Linked DNA regions of Homo sapiens: region 1 is linked to region 2. Evidence: read pairs that join two places in POLR2A ChIA-PET (ENCODE). Cell type or tissue: Panc1. All regions are shown on one strand. Each heading gives the region's core, and the rest is flanking DNA. Links, peaks and the distances in the headings are about the cores only.

Region 1 (5,391 bases), core at 319-5,318, 250 kb after region 2:
AAAAATAAAAAGACTTGGCTGGTTCATATTTGTAAGTGGCATGGAACAACAGATCATTATGGCATAATATTATTTTCAGGATTGACTTTAAGTTATAATGGTGGTAACAGTACTTGAACAGAAATATCCAACTCTATCAGGGATAAAAAGGTGTTATCACCATTTGAAAGATTAGGAAATTATGTAATCTGAAATAAGAACAACCTTCTCCTTGCATCAACAATAATTAGAGACCTCAAGATCAATGCTATCTCCTTTCCAAAATAAGAGAGAGAGAGAGAGACCTTTTCTTCAGCCATATATACATACCCTTCACCCCACCCTCCCCATATAGTGGACTACCAGTTACACTATCACAGATAACAAAAATTTTGAAATCCCTTCACACACTTACAGTGAAAGTTACATGAAAACTCTCATTTAATCTCTGGAAAAGATAAAGAGTCTCTGAAGAGACAAAAAGCCTTGGTTGTGCCATATCACATCAACCACAATAAAGCTTTTAGTCAGGAAGATGGCACAATGTAGAGGTATTTTAAGCAGTTTTGAAATTAGATGTGCACAAAGGAAGCAGAGAAAATATCTATATTGTTCACCCTTTAGGTGAAGATCTAGTAGCCTCATGTAAAAGGTCAGGTTGGGCTAAGTGGCTCTACCATGTCAGGCTAAGCGTTCAAGTCTTGCTGATACAGTATGCTCCTATATTAAAATATCTCAGTTCAAATCATCTGTCTAAGCTTCTTTATGTAGAAACCAAGTCTTACTCATGATGGAATCCCAGTGTCTAGTGCACAGTAAGCATTCCATAAATCCTTGTTGAGCCCCTGCAGAGGCGTACATTTCATTTTATTAGCCATCAAATTTCAAGGTCCTCCCAGGGATGGTCTAAACAGGATTTTGCTCGAGTTCTAATCAAGGACTATACATAGAGGAGCAGAGACTCCTAATGCTTCAAAGGGCAATTAGCACCGCTTTAACTCATTCACAAATCCTTAAAAATTCGAGCACATACTTTTACACTGGACATACTTTTACACTGGAGGATGGCCCTTTCAATAAAGGCAAATCATTTAGAAGTCTAATACAATATTTCATTTGGATAGATGTCCTGGTGCTGTTCAAGCACAGTGAAGAATACTGTAAAACTTTAATTTGGTAGAGCACAAAGGTATCTTTTAAATTCCTTTATTTTAAGTTATTAGTCAAATTATTTTAACCTGAGCTTTCAAAAAAGTATTCTCAGGAGAAAATCAGAGAAAATGATGCATTTAATATATGTCAAGATCAAGAAAACACACACACGCATACACCCCCCACCAGACAATCGTCAAAATACTTACTACAATCTTTTGGCCCATCAGCTTAAGAAAAATAGCTGTAACATCCTTTTTTTGTGACTCAGGAGGAACATAGTCAAATGAAATAAGATAATTCAAAGAGGTCTTCACTTTTCATTTACTTCTATTACTGATGCGATTCTGATATTTTCAGGACATTTCACTTTCATTTTAATCTTCTGATGGCACAGTTTGCATCTGTATTGCTAAATTCAGCTTCTCAGATTTCATTACTGCATTTTACCAAAAAACAAATACAAAAAACTTTTCTTCATATGAATTATTGAATAAATGTAAGCAATGGAAGTGCAAAGGTGAAGTGAACAGATAAAAGAAAAAAATACAAGAGAGAGACTAATTTCATTAAGTAGTATTTTAAGTGTGCTTTCATTGCATGTGACTTTGAGATTTATAACATTTATTTTAAAATTCAGGATGCAGTAGAAAATATATCAATAGATTAATGTATTTATGATTAACCACTGTGTGCAGCTTGATAGATTTCATAGTATAAACAAAGAAAAAAGAAGTAAAATTACTAAAAAATCAAAAATAGTAAAAAATGATGTGTACCCTAAGAAGACTTTTTTCCTCTGAAGAATATTTCTTGAAATTATACCTTTTCAAGACTACAACTATAAAAGATAAGAGGAAGTTAAAATTCTACTTCTGAAAATGCAGCACAACTTGCTGAAAATAATGGTTCAGTGACAGAAATAAATGCATCTAAGAGTATGTGAGTATAATTATGTACTACAGGTAGTAAATGTCATGTTGTTTCAATGATTTTATGGATATCAAACTCATCTGTATGCTATTTCTAATAGCAATTTTATGACTAAACTAATAAATATAGGAAACTGTTCTGATTTTAATAATTCATGGTTTCTTATGGTAGTAGTTTATTTTGGCTAATGTAAAATGATAAATCTGAAGGCTAAGGTTAAAGCAGGCCTTGAAAAATAGCCCAAAATATTATATGCAATCCTTGTCCTAGATCTTCCTAAAGTCATTATTGCATTTTCTGGAAGTATACTGTAGGGGCTTCTTTTCCACTTCAAAGTTAAAGCCATTAAACTTACTGTTCCATGTAATAAATTAATAAACAAGAATAGATTAACCAAATGATATGGAGCATTACCTTCTTCCAGTTCCTCTCATTCTCATCTAGTTCGTTGTTGTTTCTCTCTTGGGAAGTGGGGAAAACTTCTATTTAAATTTAGATTGAATAAAGTGCTTGGTAAGATATTTCAGAATCCCAGAAGTGTGGTATGTGGTGGAGAGAGGAAAATGGCTTTTTTTTTTTTTTTTTCCTGGAGCTTTTGAATACGTTGGCCTGTGAGCAGGTCTGTTGAGCATGGCTGCCAAAATATACTGGCAGTCATTTAGGCTCCCACCAGAGCTGAGAAAGCAACCCAGAAACAATTTCCCTAAATACCAACTGTCTTATGTGGCTTCATGAACTATAATATTGACCTTCTTTATGAGCGTTTGTCTTCAACTTGTAAAAATACCACAGGCTTCGCTATGCCAAGGAGAGAAAGATCAACAGCAGCAACCACTAAGCAGCCTTTCTTTTTGATTAAAGATCTTCTTGGGCATTTATTCTCACTGTCACTTCCACCAAGAGGGACCTTATCATAATTAGGAAGGCCACCCACACTATCTATGGCTGGGGTGAGGTGTAATTTAGCAAACTGGAGCAATGTTGGTAATGAAAAAGGGTCCAATTAACCACGACACTAGGACAATAGTATAAATTATGACTGTCCCAGGCAACCAAGACAGGCTACTCGTTTATGATCACTCATCTATGACACACAGCAGCTTGACAGTTTTTCAGCTTTTCATATTGGCAAAACGTTTCCATCACTTTGAAAAAAAAATCTGATCATGCCACTTTGTTCTGTATAAGCAGGTGTGGTCTGTGAACTAGTGGAATTTTGACAATCTGTTGAGGCTAGACGCATTTGGTTTATGTTAATATAATGCTTCAAATTCTTTAATTTAAAATAAATTTTATAGAATGCCCTTTAATTGATTATAATTATCTCATACAATTCAAACTTGTAAATTTGTGTAAGTTCTTTATAGATTCTGGATATTAGACCTTCGTCAGATGCATTTCCCCCACTTCTCTAGGTTGTCTATTTACTCTGTTGATAGTTTCTTTTGCTGTGCAGAAGCTCTTTAGTTTAATTAGCCCCCATTTGTGAATTTTTGATTTTGTTGTAATTGCTTTTGGCGTCTTCATCATGAAATCTTTGCTCGTTTCTGTGTCCGGCATGGCATTGCTTAGGTGGTCTTCCAAAGTTTTTATAGTTTTGGGTTTTACATGTAAGTCATTAATACATACAGGATTAATTTTTGTACATGGTACAAGGAAGGAGTCCGCATATGGCTAGCCAGTTATCCCAGTATCATTTATTGAATAAGTAGTCCTTTCCCTATTGCTTGTTTTTGTCAAGTTTGTCAAAGATCAGATAGTTGTAGGTGTGCATTCTTATTTCTGGGCTCTCTATTCTGTTCCATTGGTCTATGTGTCTGTCATTGTACCAGTACCATGCTGTTTGGTTACTGCAGCCCCGTAGTATAAAGTTGGATAGCGTGATGCCTCCAGCTGTGTTCTTTTTGCTTAGGATTGCCTTGACTATTTGGGCTCTGTTTTGGTTCCATATGAATTTTAAAATAGCTATTCCTAGTTCTGTGAAAAATGTACTTGGTAGTTGGATAGGAATAGTATTGAATCTATAAATTGCTTTGGATGGTATGGCCATTTTAATAATATTGATTCTGTCTATCCATGAGCATGAAATGTTTTTCCATTTGTCTGTGTCCTCTCCAACTTCTTTGAGCAGTGTTTTATAGCTCTCTTTGTAGAGATCTTTCACCTTGCTGGTTAGCTGTATTTCTAGGTGTTTTATTCTTTTTATGGCAATTATGAATGGGATTGTGTTCCTGACTTGGCTCTCAGCTTGACTGTATGTATGTCTCAGCTTGGTGTATAAAAATGCGAGGTATTTTTGTACATTGATTTTGTATCCTGAGACTATGCTGAAGTTGTTTATCAGCTTCAGGAGCTTTTGGGCCAAGACTATGGGGTTTTCTAAATATAGGATCATACCATCTGCAAACAGGGATAGTTTGACTTCCTCTCTTTCCATCTGGTTGCCCTTTATTTCCTTCTCTTCCCTGATTGCTCTGGCCATGATTTCCAGTACTATGTTGAATAGGAGTGGTGAGAGAAGGCATCCTAATCTTGTGCCAGTTTTCAAACAACCCCATTAAAAAGTGGACAAAGGATATGAAGAGACACCTTTTAAAAGAAGACACACATGCAGTCAACAAACATATGAAAAAAATTTCAACATCACTGATCATTAAAGAATGCAAATCAAAATCACAATGAGATACCATTTCACACCAGTCAGAATAGCTATAATTAAAAAGTTAAAAAATAGCAGATACTGGCAAGGTTGTGGAGAAAAAGGAATGCTTAAACACTGTTGGTGGGAATATAAATCAGTTCAACCATTGTGGAAAACAGTATAGTGATTCCTCTAAGACCTAAAAATAGAAATACCATTTGACCCAGCAATCCCAGTACTGGGTGTATACCCAAAGGAATATGAATCATTCTATCAAAAAGACACATGCATGCCTATGTTCATTGCACCATTATTCACAATAGCAATGACATGGAATCAACTTAAATGCCTATCAATAGACATTTAGTGGTACATATGTATGATGGAATACCATGCAGCCATAAAAAAGAATGAGATCATGTCCTTTGCAGGATCATGGACGGAGGTGGAGGCCATTATCCTTAGCAAAGTAAGGCAGGAAGAGACAACCAAATACCACATATTCTCACTTATAAGTGGGACCTAAGTAATGTGAATGCATGGATACATAGAGGAGAACAACAGACACTAGGGTCGATCAGAGGGTAAAGGATGGGAGGAGGGAGAGGATCTGGAAAAATGACTAATTGTTACTACTAGGCTTAAAACCTGGGTGAAAAACTAATCTGTACAACGAACCCCCATGA
Region 2 (5,391 bases), core at 233-5,232:
TTTTCGAGGGGCTGTGGAGAAATAGGAACACTTTTACACTGTTGGTGGGAATGTAAATTTGTTCAATCATTGTAGAGGACAGTGTGGCGATTCCTCAAGGATCTAGAACCAGATAACCATATGATCCCACAATCCCATTACTGGGTATATATCAAAAGGAATAGAAATCATTCTACTATAAGGACACATGCACACGTATGTTTATTGCAACACTATTCACAATAGCAAGGACATGGAACCAACCCAAATGCCCATCAATGATAGACTGGATAAAGAAAATGTGGTACATATATACCATGGAATACTATGCAGCCATAAAAAGAAATGAGATCATGTCCTTTGCAGGGACATGGATGGAGCTGAAAGCCATAATTCTCAGCAAACTAACACAGGAACAGAAAACCAAACACCACATGTTCTCAGTTATAAGTTGGAGCTGAAAAATGAGAACACATAGAGGGGAACGACACACACTGGGGCCTGTGGGGGTGCATTGGGGGAGGGAGAGTGTCATGAAGAGTAGCTAATGGATGCTGGGCTTAATACCTAGGTGATGGGATGATCTGTGTAGCAAACCACATGGGCACACGTTTACCTATGTAACAAACCTGCACATCCTGCATATGCACCCCTGAACTTAAAATAAAAGTTGACGGAATAAACAAATAAATAAATAAAGTAAAATATGGTAATGACAAAGGGAAAAGAGTTGCTTTTGGTCTCTTTAAATAAAAAAGGAATGCACTTAAAAAAATAAAAATAAAAAATAAACTATTTCCTCTGGCTCAAAGACTAAAGAATGTTAGGCTGCCTATCTCAGGAATTCTAGTGTTGAGGTGATGAGAGACAACCCTTATGATTTTCTCATCCCGTTTCTAACGTGAGGAATATTCAGCGCCTCTGTTTCTTCCTCCCTACTCCAAGCCAAGCTGGTCTCTCCTAAACATCACTGTTCTAGCTTCCTAACCTCACTCTGTTTTCTCTCTTAATCTTCAGTCAATACAAAAGTTCAAGTCATCTCTTCAAAATATATATCAGCATATCATACTGTTTTCTATTTCAGTGCTTTTTGATAGTTTCTCCTAATAATACAAATAAAATCTAGTGTCCTCAGTGTTCTTTTATACTGTGGTCCCCGGCAACCTTCCTAAATATGTTTCCTATTTCTCTATGGTCCCTTCTGCTGAAGCCATACTAGCATTCTTCTCAAACAGCCCAGTCATGTTCCTATCACAGGGCCTTTGCATCCACCATTGCCTCAGCCTAGAATGCTCACCCCACAAATGTTTGCCTCACTCACCCTTTCACTTTATTTAGTTCTCTGCTTAAATGTCACCTCCTCAAGGAAGTCTACTCCAACTACCTTAACTATACTAACCCTCCCATCTATTCCCTTATATTTCAGATATTTTAGTTTTATCTTATATTTTAGACATTTTATCTAATACCTAATAATATCTTATAATTATTATATAAAAGAATATTACTTATCCATTGGTTTATTTACCTATTGTTTAATTATCTCATGAAAATTTAAATCCCATGAGGACATGAAGTTTAATTTTTCGTGTTATACATATATTTGTTCACTGTAGTATTTTCAGCATGTAACCTTGCAGATAATTCAGCCTTAAAAAATTGTTTGTGGAATAAATGTCCTAGCCACTTAGACAATAATACCAAGAGAAAATTCCTCAAACAACAGCTCCCATTTTTCCCCCATTAGAGGAATTTGCTGTTTAGGTCTCATGTCTTGTAAGTTGTTTTGGTTAACGAGAAAACGGTAGTAATAAAGACCCATCAATGTCAAAGCAGGTGGATTTTCCAGGACTTAGTACTAATTTTAAGGGAAAAAAGATCAAATAAGTTGTAGAGAGAAAGAAGAAGATAAGTGTTGACAAAGATTTTCGTTGTTTTGAGAAAGTAAGATCAGAGATTGAGGGAAGCAACTGGGCCACGTGAGCCACTTGCAGTCAGATTGCTAATTACAGGTTTAATAGTTACAATTTGCTTTGTCAGGCTGTGCAGGGTGGCTCATGCTTGAAATCCCAACATTTTGGGAGGCTGAGGTGGGTGGATCACTTCAGCCCAGGAGTTTGAGGTATTAGTCAGGTATGGTGGTGCACACCTGTAGTTTCAGCTACTTGGGAGGCTGAGGAACAAGAATCGCTTGAACCCAGGAGGAGGGGGTGCAATTAGCCGAGATTGCACCACTGCACTTCAGTCTGGGCAACAGAGTTAGACTCTGTCTCAAAAACAAAAACAAAACAAAACAAAACAAACAAACCCCACAACATTCTGCTTTGTCTTGTGGCCTCCCCCACAAGGTCATGATAGACCCCAGCTACCCATTCAAAATTTGGATCAGATGTCGAAGCTGATAACACCTCACACACAACACGAGGGTATAAAGCTTTATTACTCACCTACCAAGGCTTTCTGGAGAGGGTGAGGTTGCTCCCAAAGATTTGCTAAAATGACTTCAAAGAACCAGGGATACTTGGCTTCAGATTTTTTTGGTGGTTAGAAACTGGGGCCAGGCGTGGTGGCTAACGCCTGTAATCCCAGCACTTTGGGAGGCCAAGGCAGGTGGATCAGGAGGTCAGGAGATCGAGACCATCCTGGCTAATATGGTGAAACCCCGTCTCTACTAAAAATACAAAAAATTAGCCAGGCAAGGTGGCGGGCGCCTGTAGTCCCAGCTACTCAGGAGGCTGAGACAGGAGAATGGCATGAACCCGGGGCGGGTGGAGCCTGCAGTGAGCTGAGATTGCGCCACTGCACTCCAGCCTGGGCAACAGCGAGACTTCATCTCAAAAAAAAAAAAAAAAAAAAGAAACTGGGACTGGGCTGATAGTACCTTAGGTGGGTAGTAACCAGTGTGGTTTAAACCACTCACCATTGACAAAGAAGAGAGCATCTAGGCTTTAATTAAGCTTGTGAGGCACAATGAGATGAGAGATTGGTAAGTCTTAAGGGCTGCCAACAGCCAAACATCAAAAAACGATGTCAGGTTCTTTATTAAACTTTGCCACCTTTATCTGAAATTTAGCTTTTTATGTTGTGAGATTTTTTAATCCTCTTTTTGTTTTTCAAATGAACTTTTCCAATACAATTTAATAACCACTTCTTAATTATTTAAAATAATGAACTTAAGTCACAAATATGAGTATCTTCCTGGATTTTTTATTTTGGTCTTTTCATTATTATGCTTTCCAGAATCACAGTATTTTAAATATTACAATACTTTAAATAGCGTATTATACTGTTTTATATATTTCATGGATAGTGTATTTTTTCTTTTCTTTTTTAAATGTTTTGGCTATTCTTGTGCTTTTTATTATTAAAAACTTTAGAATCAGCTCCTGCATTCCTCAGATTTAAAAAGCTATTAAATTTTTAATTGAGATATCATTGGATTATATGTTAATTTATGAATATTTGATGTCTTTTTGCTATTTAATGTTTATCTTCTGATATGGTTTGACTGCGTCTCCACCTAAATCTCATCTTGAATTCCCACGTGTTGTGGGAGGGACCCGGTGGGAGGTAATGGAATCACGAGGGCAGGTCTTTCCCGTGCTGTTCTCATGATAGTCTGTCTCAGGAGATCTGATGGTTATTTTAAGGGGGAGTTTTCCTGCACAAGCTCTCTTTTTTTTTCCTACTGCCATCCATGTTAAGACCTGACTTGCTACTTCTTGACTTCTGCCATGATTGTGAAGCCTCCCCACCCATGTGGAACTGTAAGTCCAATAAACCTCTTTCTCTTGTAAATTGCCCAGTCTTGGGTATGTCTTTATCAGCAGTGTGAAAATGTACTAATACACCTTCAAAACACAGTATGCCGCTCCCCACTTACTCAGGTCTCTTTTTGCATCTTTAAATGGGAAAGCATTGTCTTGGTAGAGGGCTTGTTCAATTCTTACTAACAGTTATTTCCTTATATGTTCTAATAGGCTATTGGCAGTATATCAAGAAACCAACACTTGATTTGAGTTGTTTTTCTATTTGGTCTAATTATCAAACCCCTATTAGTTTGTAAGTTATGTGACTTATTTTGGAATTTTAAGGTAGGCAATATACATATAGTGCATGTTTTGAGTCTTCTCTTCTAAAAATAGATCTCATTTTTCTCTTTCACATAGCATTGGCTAGGGTCTCAAGTACAAAGTTGAATAGTCAGGTGCTATAGTCTGAATGCTTCCCCAAATTCAGATATTGAAACTTAATTCCACTGTAGTGGTATTAAGAGATGAGGCCTCTGGGAAGTGATTAATTCATGAAAACTCTACCCTTGTAAATGGATTAGTGCTTATAAAAGAGCTGGAGGAAACTAGCTTTGGCCCTTTTTTCCTTCTATTCCTTCTGCCATGAAAGACACAGTGTTCATCCCTCCAGAGGATACCACAACAAGGCACCATCTTGGAAGCAGGGAGACTGGGCCTTCACAGACACTGAACAGGCCAGTGCCTTGATCTTACACTTCCCAGCCTCCAGAACTGAAAGAAATGCATTTATATTCTTGATAAATTACCCAGTCTATGGTATTTTGTCATAGCAGCACAGAGTAATGAGAGGTGACAACGTGCTATCAGCCCTCGCTCGCTCTCGGCACCTCTGCAGCCTCGGGGGCAGCTCTGGCTACGCTGGAGGAGTCCTTCAGCCTGCCGCAGCACTGTGGAGGCCCTTCTCTGGGGCTGGCCGAGGCCGGAGCTGGCTCCCTCTGCTGGCGGGGAGAAGTGGAGGGAGAGGCGCCTGTGGCAGCTGGGGCTGCGTAACCTGCTCGCGCGGTGGGGGTTCTGGGTGGGTGCAGGCTTGGTGGGCCTAGGTGTGGCCAGCCGGCGCCTGCTGGGCTTGATGGGGGACGAGCTCCCTCTGGGCTGCCGGTGCCGGAAAGTCCTGCAGGGAGTACCATTGAGAAGTGAACCCCACTGGGCTTCTGGGTTGGGTGGGGACCTGGAGACTTTTCTCACTAGCTAAAGGGTTGTAAACGTACCAATCAATGTTCTGTGTCTAGCTAATCTGATGGGGACTTGGAGAACTTTTGTGTCTAGCTACAGGATTGTAAATGCACCAATCAGCACTCTGTGTCTAGCTAAAGGTTTGTAAATGCACCAATCAGCACTCTGTCAAAACGGATCAATCAGCTCTCTGAAAAACGGCCCAATCAGCTCTCTGTAAAGTGGACCAGTCAGCTCTCTGTGAAATGGACCAATCAGCAGGATGTGGGTAGGGCCGGATAAAGGGATAAAAACAGGCCACCTGAGCCAGCTGCTGCAACCTGTTTGGGTCTGCCTTACTTTGGGGGGGCTTTGTTCTTTTGCTCTTGGCAATAAATCTTGCTGTTCCTTGGTCTTTGGGTGTGTGCCATTACTGGGGAGGTCTGCA

What was found. ChIA-PET counts read pairs that join two places held together with the same protein. Peaks named below come from ENCODE experiments on the same cell type or tissue, not always from the same donor. Only the 100,000 strongest peaks of a DNase experiment are listed, where the experiment ranks them.
Region 1: POLR2A ChIA-PET joins it to region 2 with 10 read pairs; 2 of 35 experiments call an interaction of 5 or more read pairs at or near these places.

Annotation. Positions count from the first base shown.
Region 1 is chr1:187,304,606-187,309,996 of GRCh38, reverse strand. The region is part of intron 2 of LINC01036 (long intergenic non-protein coding RNA 1036); the gene reads right to left. Among named protein-coding and RNA genes, the nearest start is that of LINC01037, 140 kb to the left of the region's middle. In Panc1, for the core only: no CTCF peak of the experiment used is centred there; no DNase peak of the experiment used is centred there; H3K27ac peaks cover 882 bases.
Region 2 is chr1:187,550,637-187,556,027 of GRCh38, reverse strand. No RefSeq gene overlaps it. Among named protein-coding and RNA genes, the nearest start is that of LINC01037, 110 kb to the right of the region's middle. In Panc1, for the core only: no CTCF peak of the experiment used is centred there; no DNase peak of the experiment used is centred there.